Regions from separate parts of the Homo sapiens genome. Here region 2 is linked to region 1. Evidence: chromatin contacts called from ENCODE Hi-C or POLR2A ChIA-PET data. All regions are on one chromosome and are shown on one strand. The core of a region is the stretch at or near the end of the contact, and the rest is flanking DNA. Distances in the headings are between cores, read along the strand shown.

Region 1 (5,223 bases), core at 881-3,380:
CATGCTAGTGTGAGTCACCCTTTAGTGCAGAGTGATCTGAATGCATCAGAATCAGACAGACCTTATTCCAAATTGCTTCCTCCATTCAGGTCTTTAATTCATTTCCAGTGGATTTGTATGTGTGGTGTGGGGGACCAGTTTCATTCTTTTGCATATGTATATGCAGTTTCCCCAACACTGTTTATTGAAGATACTGTCCTTTCCTCAGTGTATATTCTTGGCACCTTTTCAAATATTAATTGATCACATAGATGTGGTTTTATTTCTGCGCTCTCAGTTCTGTTCCATTTGTCTATGTGTCTGTTTTTATGCCAGTATCATACATGTTGATCATCATAGTTTTGAAATAAAGTTTGAAATCAGAAAACAAACAAACAAAAAACCAAAAAAAAACCCCACCAGATTTATTTCTCACTATGCAACCTTTTTTAAAAAAGTTTTATTTTTCCATAAGTTATTGGGGTACAGGTGCTATTGGTTAGATAAGAAAATTCTTTAGTGGAGATTCGTGAGAACCTGGTGCACCCATCACCTGAATAGTATATACTGCACCATATTTGTTGTCTTTTATCCTTTGCCTCCTTGCATTCTTCCACCCAAGTCCCCAAAGTCCATTGTATCATTCTTATGCCTTTGTGTCCTCATAGCTTAGCTTCCATATATCAGCACACGCATATTTATAGCAGCACAATTCACAATAGCAAAATTGTGGAACCAAACCAGCCCATCAATCAATGAGTGGATAAAGAAACTCTGGTATGTAGATACAATGGAATACTACTTAGCCATAAAAAGGAATGAATTAACAGCATTTCCAATGACTCAGATGAGATTAGAGACTATTATTCTAAGTGAAGTAACTCAGGAATGGAAACCCTTACTATGCAACCTTGAGAAGGCAATTTAACCTCTCTGGGCAGCAGTTCCCACATCTATAAAATGGGGGTGATAACACTGCCTCACAGAGTTAGATGGAAATGAGGAAGATCTTGGCCCAGCACATGGCAGGTACCCAATCAAAGCAACTCCCTTTCTACTTTGTACCTTAATACTTATATGCAGGTCTTTCTACCATAGGCAGTAGCAGTCTGAAGGTGGAGACTGCGTCTGATCCATTTACGCATCCTTCTGATGCTGGTATGCCACAATCATTCTGAGAATATTTACTGAATGGAAGAGCTGAACCTAGAGGAACAAGATTCAGCATTTTGGTGGTGCAGAGATGTGATTTCACCTGAGGTGAAATCACATATCCAGGGCATTGGAGCTAGGCAATGCCTGATGGTTAGAAATGTGGGCTTTGACTAAACAGACGGGTTTAGATCCTAACTTTGCTGCTTGGTTACTATGCAACTTATCTGAGCCTCAGTTTCTTCATTTGTTAAATGGAGTTAATAATAATGATAATAGCTAACAACTAATGAATGCTTCTATGTGCATAGACTGTGTTTTAAGCATTTAAATGTCTTATATTGATTCATTTTATCCTCATAACTCCATGAAACAGGCAATAGCATCATGCTCACTTTATGGATAAGAAACAGAGTGTGTGGTGTGGTGGCTCACACCTGTAATCTCAGCACTTTGGGAGGCCGAGGTGGATGTATCACCTGAGGTCAGGAGTTTGAGACCAGCCTGGCCAACATGGCGAAACCCCATCTCTACTAAAAATACAAAAATTAGCTGGGCGTGGTGGCAGGCGCTTGTAATCTCAGTTACTCGGGAAGCTGAGGCAGGAGAATTACTTGAACCAGGAAGGTGGAGGTTGCAGTGAGCTGAGATTGTGCCACTGCACTCCAGACTGGGTGACAAGAGTGAAACTCCGTCTCAAAAAAAAAAAACAAAAAAAAAAAGAGGGTGTGGCTCCTACAGCCTAGATTTGGTGAGGATTAAAGGAGATACCCTGCATAAAGTTCTCAGCAAGGTGCCTCCCACGTAGTGAATGCTCAGCAGGAATGTAGCTATTGTTACTGCTGTTATCCTGGGTTCCACATAGCTCTCCTTGAGCCTTTGCCAGGTCCAGCCAGAGTTATTGGAGTAGACTGACAACCCTTCTCTCGGCTTGGCGTCCCATGTCTGATGATGAAACGTGCTTAATAATAGAGCTATCGTTGACCTTCTCCCTGGGTGTTGATGCCGTTTCCCCAGGCAGCTGAGGGAGAGTGTGTAAGCCTACACAGCTGCTATTCTTGGCATCAGTGCTGCCTCTTAGGGAAATGGCTTTTCTGACACACCTTTTTCTGTTCTCTCCAGAAGCTTGTGTTTCCTTTGAGCAGAAACCCCTGTTCAAATGGCAAAACAGCTCCTTTTTTAAAAGGACAAAGTCATGTAGGAACACAGCCATGACATTTTTCAATTTTGTGAGCTTTTAGCATGTCTGGTGGAAATAGTGGGAGATAAATCTGGAGAGGTCAGCAGGGCCAAGATTCATCTAGCATCCATCCTTCATCTAATCTTCTATTTATTCAGTGAAACATCTAATTGTCCATCCATCCACCCATCTATCCATCCATACATGAATCCATGCATCCATGCCTCCATTCATCCATCTGTTCATTCATCCTTTCCTCCATTTTCCATCCATCCATCCATCCATCCATCAGTTCATTCATCCTTCTCTCCATTTTCCTTCCTTCCTTCCATCCATCCATGCATCCATCCATCCAAGATATTTTTTGAGCATACACTATATGCCAGACATTGCCACATATGCTCAGTGTTCATCACATATGCCTGATGAAGGTGATAAGTCTGGGGTACCGGAATGTAGAGATCCCTGAAGGCTTCCTGAAAGAAGCAGCATTTGATCTGGGCTAGGACGATTGTCGATACAGTGGGGCTATTGGAGCTTATGGCTTAATAAGTGAGGTAGAATGCATGTAAATGCTGATACATTTGAGTGTGTAATTACCAATGAGATACGTGCTCTTAAGGAAAGGAGCCTGTCTTTATGAGACTCTGAACTAGAGGGTGAGTGGCAGAGGAGTGGTGGCTAGGGGAGGCCTAAGAGATCTGTATTTTCAAAAAAGTCCCTGACAATTTTTGTGGTCACACATGTTTAGGATCCATGGCTGTAGGTCTATGCTTACCAGTTAGTAAGTTGTGAATGGCTTGTCACGGTGCTGAGATTCCACACCCCTCCAGCATGGGGTTGACCAATGGGACCTTCAGGGTTGGCTACTTGTAGCAGTGAGGAGCTCAACTGTTTTCTCCAGTGTGCTGGACAAATGCTGCCATTTTCAATGTGAAAATGTGAAGTGATGCAGCTGGAAGCATGGCTATGGCAGCATGAAGCCATCAGAGGTTGTTAAGCAGGGCCATGTCTTGGTCATTTGTGCCTTCTATTAATAGAAAGTTCTGAGGCCACAATGTGCAACAGGTGCTGGTGGAAGAGGGACCAGTAGGAAAGGAGGGCTGTGAGGAGGCCAGGGTATAATCCCTGGGATACATGGGGAGGCCTGAGCTCCATCCACTGTGGCCATGGTAGGGGCTGGATAGAAGAGGATGAGTCAAGACACATGTGATGTTCTCACTTCTAAGTGGGAGCTAAGCTATGGGCATGCAAAGGCATACAGAATGGTATAATGGACATTGGACACTCAGAATAGGGGAGGATACGAGGTGGGCAAGGGATAAAAAAATCACCTCTTGGGTACAATGTACACTCTTTGGGTGACAGGTATACTAAAAGCCCGGATTTCAACATTGTACAATTTATCCATGGAACCAAGAACCACTTATACCCCTAAAGCTATGGAAAAAAAAAACACACGTGGGAGGAAGAATACACAGGGTGAGTGGGGAGAGTGAGGGCTGCTGCCCAACTTTCTGGCTGGGCTGATGGGGGATTCATTTACTGAGATGGGGACGCAGGAGAAGCTGGGCTGGGGGTGGGGATAGGAAAAAATTTCAGTTTTGGATGCAATAAGGACTTTTAAATAGTCCAGATTGCATGTCTGTGATGGTCCTTTGATTACAGTCAGGGGCCCCTGAGCGTGGGCCATTCAAATGGACATTATTCCTGAATCAAAACTTTTGCCATCTGCTCGTCCCCAAAATGTGAAAGCGGAGGGAACTTATTTCCTGATGAGACTGGTGAGGAGGAAGAGAAATGCTCTTTAAATGCACGCAGGACATATGTTCTTCATTCAATATCACATTTGTCTGGAGTGCTCTGCTTATTCCTGGGGGACATGGGGAAGCAGGGAAGAGGAAGGAAGAAATTAGAAGGGGAGGCTGTGTTCCAGAAGAGGGGAGCAGACTTCAGGGCCTAGGAGAGGTCCTCCTGGTCGCCTCTGCCTCTCCAGATTTAGTTTGTCTTCATAGCCCAAATCAAGTGTTGCTTCTTCCGGGAAGATTTTATGGTTTTCTTCTTCATCTGGGCACTGAGCACAAATAGCCAAATAGTGATTTAACTTTTCACCAGTGTCTCAAATTGTGGTCTGCCTGCTAAGAAATTGGGTCTGGAGTAGTGGTTCTCAAACTTGGCTCCATGTTGGAATTGCCTAGGGAGCTTTAAAAAATAGTGATACCTCTTCCACCCCGAAGATTCTGATGTAATTTGTTCGGGGTGCTGCCTGGGCATCAGGAATTTTCACAGCTCCCCAGATGACACTAATGTGTAGCCAGGTAAAACTTAATAGCTGATTAATTCCCTTCCACCCAGATATGTGGATGTGCTTTTCTTTTAAGCATTTTTAGAAGGCAAAAGCGGCAATTCCACCCAACTATCATTCAAATAAAAGGGAGCTTACTGCTGTTAGCCAAGAAGATGCCTGTTGTGGCAGGAATATTAAATGGCCAGCAGAGATGGATTCCAGGATAAGGAGGTTTTGGCCGCTGTTTGTGTCTCACCTTGCATAAGCCTGCACCTTGCTTTTGCTGTGCCATTTTTGAAGGGCAGCTTCCTTCTCTCAGAGCACAGCTGGCAGGGCACACTGGGGCTGGTGTTCAGATGGAGTCAAGACCTATACGCATGGGTTCTGAGAAGCAGCACAACATGTTGGTGAATTCAAACTGCCTGGGAAGCGTCCTGCTTCTGCTACTTAGCAGCTGTGTGACGTTGGGCAAATGATTTAACCTCTCTGTGCCTTAGTCTCACTATCAATAAAATGAGAAAGATAATAGCAGCTATCCCCCAATAGTGACTGTTATGAGGAAGAAATGACTTATATGAAAGTTGCTTAGAACAGCGCTAGGCAAAGATGAACTCTTTGCTCTCAT
Region 2 (5,223 bases), core at 1,198-3,697, 210 kb before region 1:
TTTGAAATAGTTTTAAATTTGTAGAAAAATACAAAAATAAAGGATTGTATTTTTTTCTGAGCCTTTTGAGAGAAAGTTGCCAATGTGAAGCCTTGTCCCCTCTGAATGTGCTAGTGTATATTTCTTGTAAACAGGAACATTCTCCTGTATAACCTCAGCCCAGCCACTACAACCAGGAAATTAGCCTGGACTGATTTCCTTCATTGCTACCTTCTAATCCTCAGACTCATTTGAATTTCATCAGTTGTCTCAATAACACCCTTTGTAGTGAAAGGATCCTATTCAGGATCATGCCTTGCATTTAATAGTCTTGATTCTTTAGTCTTTAGTTTGGAACAGTTCTAAAATCTTTCCTTGACTTTCATAACCTTGACACTTTTGAAGTGCCTGGGCCAGTTATACCATAGAATGTCCCTTCAGTTTGGGTTGTTTGTCTGGTGTTTTCTTGCTGATTAGATTCAGTTTATGCATCTTTGGCAGGAATATCACAGTAGCGATGCTATGTTCTTCTCATTGTGTCCTGTCTGATGGTACACAGTTGGATTTGCCCCATTACTGGCCATGCTAACTTTGATAACTTTATCAAGATAGTGTCTGCCAGGTGTCTTGACTGTCTAGTTATGCTTTTTTCCCTTTGTATTTAATAAGTATTTTGGGGGAGGTGTTTTGAGTCTATGTAAACATCTTGACTTTTACCTACTAGTTTTAGCATCCTTTTGTGTTTCTTGGCTGAATTATTTATTACTGTGATGGTTGGCGAAGGGTGATTTTTCTAATTCCATTATTCTTTTTACATTTATTAGTCATCATCATTTTTCTATAAAGAAAAACCTACTCTTTTTCCCTCCTATTCATATCAATATGGATTTATGAATTCCTGTTTTATTTGGTGGGTTATAATCTGTTACTATCAGTTATTATCAGTGGGTTATAAACCATTACTCATTATTTCAATGCTCAAATCATCCCAGATTTGGCTTGTGGGAGCCTTTCCAAACTGGGTCTGTGTGTCCTTTTGACAACATTCCATCATTATTTAAGCATTTCTTTAAAAATTTTTTCAGCTTTGAGTTATAATTGACAAATTAAAATTGCATGTATTTAAGGTACACTAGATATTTGGATATATATATACATTGTGAAATGATCACCATAATCAAATTAATTGGCATATCGATCATCTCACATTGTTACCTTTTTTTGTGTGATGAAAAAACCTAAAATCTACCCTCCTGGCACATTTCAAGTGTAAAATACAGTATTTTTTGTTTGTTTGTTTGTTATTTCAGGGTCTTGCTCTGTTGCCCAGGCTTCAGTGCAGTGGTATGATCCTAGCTCATTGCAGTCTCAAACTTCTGGGCTCAAGGGATCCTCCTGTCTTAGCCTCCCAAATAGCTGGGACTATAGGTGCATGCCACCATATCCAGCGAATGTTTTTATCTTTTACTTTTTTGTAGAGGCGGGGGTCTCACTATGTTGCCCAGGCTGGTCTTGAACTCCGGGCCTCAAGTGATTTTCCCGCCTTGGCCTCCCACAGAGCTGGGATTATAGGTGTGAGCCGCTGTGCCTGGCCAGGGTATTGTTACATATAGTCATCATGCTGTATATTACATCTCTGGAATTTATTCATCTTGCGTAACTAAAACTTTGTTCCCTTTCACCAACATCTCCCATATCCTCATCCCTCCAGCCCCTGGCAACCACTGTTCTATAAGCACTTCCTCATTTTTTGGCACAATAAAATGCTATACACATATCTTTTATTGTTCCTGATTTTCCTTGTCCTAATACGGGAATCAGCCATTTCTCCAGGTATCCCTGGTTCCTTACAGTATGCAATTTATCTTTCATCTGCTCTGTAACTCCATAAGGCAGTGGTAATTGTCCACCAGTTTTACAGGTGAGAATACCAAGGCTCCTAGTAAGTAACTTCCCAGAGTCTCAGAACTGGTAGGTGGCAGAACCAAATTTTGAACATTAAAAAATTTCACATTTGTGAATGTGAATTCATAAAATGACATCCACATTTCATAAATGAGGAGACTGAAGCTCATAGAGTTTTGTTAAGCTACTTACCCAAGATCATACCTCCAGTAAGTGGCAGAGATCCAACTCAGATTTCTTCATCATCACTGTGTTCTGGATGCCTCCCAAGAATACCTCAGTTGACCTCTTCTACTTGACTGTAACTAAATCCCTAGTCCCCAGTACTTGCCAGGTTTTGGTTTGTGAATTTCTCTTCTTTGGAGCAACAGTGAATATGGAAAGATATTTTTTTTGTAGTGTTTTAAAAACGATGAACAGCAGCTCTGAGGGATGACAGACTCATGATGGGCTAATCCCATAGCTGGTGCGTCTTCCTAGCAGCTGTTGGAAGCAGTATTGGAAGCTCAGCTCTCTGCTTTGTTCTGGGATGAGTGATGGGCAGTCATTCCCCACTCCTCCTGAAGGTGGTGCTCTCTGACTGTGGCCTGAGCCAGAGCCAGGCACAGGGCCTCTCTCACCTTCGTTTGATTTTAAAAACTGGGACTAGCTACATATGTTTGCATAATATAAGGATGTACTCTTTCAAAATTCTTTCCTTAATGTCAAATGCCCATTGTCATTTCCAGGAAAAGAAACAATCATCAGACTATGAAGAGCTGATTCAGGTCTTAAAGAAAGAGCAGGACATCTATACCCATCTGGTCAAATCTCTGCAGGAATCAGACAGGTAAGCGTTTCTGTCTGGACATCACACATGTGAATGCGAACACACACACATGCACGCGCATACACGCACACACCCTTTCAATCAGTGCTGATCTCTAAGGCAGCAAAGCCCTGCCAGTTTGCTTATGGAGCTTATAAAGCTTGGGTGGCGACTGCCCTATTTGATAGTCACATATACCTGTTTTCTATCAAGAATTGTCTGATTTTTGGCAACAAAATTGATTACTCAGGTTTTAAAATCATGATTACTCAGGTTTTAAAAATACTTTATTATATATTTAGAAAGTGCTTCTATGTGTATTATCTCATATGATCCTCACAGCCTTTCTGTGAAGTAATAATAATGCTATCCCTGTGTTTTCTATAAGGTCATGAAAACTAAGATAGGGTAAGTGACTTGCTCAAAGTCACACAGATGTCAAGTGACAGAACCCTGGGACTCAAGCAAGTCTCCCTATCTCTGCAGAATTGCTGAAATGAGTTGCTGCCAGCAAGGTGTGGTGGGGAGAGCCAACTCTAGGATAGAGGCCTTGTTCTAGCCCTGACTCTCCCACTTTCTAGCTCTGTGTCCACAGGCAAGTGCTGCTCTGGGCCTCTGTCCATGTGTCTGTACACACAGGGTTGGCCTCAGGGACTTCTCAGAATTGAGAAGTCCTTTTTTTTTTTTTTTTTGAGATGGAGTCTTGCTCTGTTGCCCAGGCTGGAGTGCAGTGGCAGGATCTCGGCTCACTGCAACCTCCGCCTCCCGGGTTCAAGCGATTCTCCTGCCTCAGCCTCCCAAGTAGTTGGGACTACAGGCACATACCACCACGCCCGGCTAATTTTTTGCATTTTTAGTAGAGATGGTGTTTCACCATGTTAGCCAGGATGGTCTTGATCTCCTGACCTCAGGATCCACCCACCTCCGCCTCCCAAAGTGCTGGGATTACAAGTGTTGGTCACCTCTCTCTACACAGTGGGATGGGTACAGCTGAAAGGATATGATGTCTGGGATTCATTTCCAAACAGTGCAGAAGCTGAGGACGTGGGTGGGAATATCAAAAGAACAAGATTGGCCCTGGCTCTCTGATTGTTGGGGCTGGGGTATGTGTAGATGGGGGAGAGGTTCATTACAGTAGTTTTTTTTTTTTCCTTTTGTATATGTCTAAAATTTTCTATAATGAAAAGTTAAAAAAGAATCACCCCTCATTTCTCCCTCTCATATGTCCTCTGCTCTTACCATAGTGAGCTCTTTATCGTTCCCTGGGCTGTGTGTTCCTGCCTGTACCTTCACCTGTGTTTCCTACCCTTCTATTCCCAACCTTTCCCCTACTTTGTCTCCTCCCAGTCCTTTAGAATTTAGCTTGAATGTTACATTTGTCAGGCAGCCCAGCTAATCCCCAAAACAGTTGCCTCTCTGTGTTTCTGCCCTGCGTGGGGAGGTCACCTTCTGTAGCCGTCTGTGCCTGCTCTGCCTCCTCACCTGTGTTGGAGCTCCCTCAGGGCAGGGGTCCCACCTTACTGTCTCTGCTCCCCAGGGCCTGGTACAGAGTAGGCATTTGGGAAATGTTCTGTGCAGGAATGCCCCTCCCTGCCATGTTGATCTTCTAAATTATGAGATAATTTCCAGATTTTTTCATAGGAAATGAGTTTAGGGAAAATGAAAACATGCTGCTGAAATTCTGGGAGTAGGCGTCACTCTCTGAAAGTGAGTTTTTTCAAGAAACCTCAGCTGCTGGTCATTTTCACTTGGCAAGTGGTGTTGGGGGAGGTGGGCGGTGGGAGCGAGCAGTGGGGGGCACTGGGGGTTGAGTCGTGTGGAAACTCACAGAGGGAGTGGACACATTTCATTTCAATTGCGCAGCTTCTCTGGGTAGGAGCCAGGTTGATTCTGGGTACTGAGAGGCCTTGTGGGTGGATATGGTTGCTCCTGAGTCTTCTCAGCTTCATGAGGGGCTCCCAAGTTTCACAGGCTCTTTCTTAATGAATGAAAACTTGGATGGGACTGAGGCGGGTCAGGGCTAACTCGGACTAACAAAGACTAACCGGGACTAACAAGGTTTCTTAAAAGGCTTCCTGTTCATCTTCAGACTTGTAATACATTCAGTGGGAGACAGACCTAGGTCCACATCTCAGCTCTGCCACTCAGCAGCCCTGAGCTCTTGGGTAAGTAATTTCTCACCCTGAGCCTCAGTGTGTTTGTGAAATTGAGATTGGCTGGTCTGCCTACTTACCTACCTACTTAGATGTCTACCTGCTTTACAGGGTTGTGTTGAAACTAGAGAGGACACTGTGTAAAGACCTAATACTTCCTGGCATGTAGTAAGCACTCAGTAAATGGTAAGATTTCTTAAGAATAATGACAGCATGAAAAGCTTACATATGTCTCAATATTTCATCATGCATAAACTTAGTTTACAGGAGGTTTTTGAATCCTCAGACCTTGGCATATCCAGAGGGCAGAATGTGGGCTAAGGAAGGTAGAGCTCTCTTCTGTAACTCCAGCACTGTTCACTCTGGAAATTGACAGGA

What was found. Hi-C counts contacts between places; a loop is a spot of excess contacts on that map. ChIA-PET counts read pairs that join two places held with the same protein, here RNA polymerase II (POLR2A). Pooled maps may share reads with other maps.
Region 2: a loop to region 1 is called in a map of gastrocnemius medialis, with 6 times the contacts of the local background. The contact joins two enhancer-like sites. A Hi-C loop is called at or near these places in 1 of 168 maps with a recorded cell type or tissue (gastrocnemius medialis) and 5 of 50 pooled maps. POLR2A ChIA-PET finds 5 or more read pairs at or near these places in 2 of 52 experiments (HEK293 and WTC11).

What each region holds. Positions count from the first base shown.
Region 1 is chr9:120,262,883-120,268,105 of GRCh38, reverse strand. No RefSeq gene overlaps it. Among named protein-coding and RNA genes, the nearest start is that of MIR147A, 20 kb to the right of the region's middle. Within about 2 kb of position 2,130, at least 3 of the 41 ENCODE cell types and tissues checked have a DNase peak (open chromatin) inside an H3K27ac peak, as active enhancers do; they include gastrocnemius medialis, where a contact is called at or near this core.
Region 2 is chr9:120,474,840-120,480,062 of GRCh38, reverse strand. CDK5RAP2 (CDK5 regulatory subunit associated protein 2) reads left to right here. Exons shown (of 38, transcript NM_018249.6): 15 at 2,613-2,713. Among named protein-coding and RNA genes, the nearest start is that of CDK5RAP2, 100 kb to the left of the region's middle. Within about 2 kb of position 2,447, at least 7 of the 41 ENCODE cell types and tissues checked have a DNase peak (open chromatin) inside an H3K27ac peak, as active enhancers do; they include gastrocnemius medialis, where a contact is called at or near this core.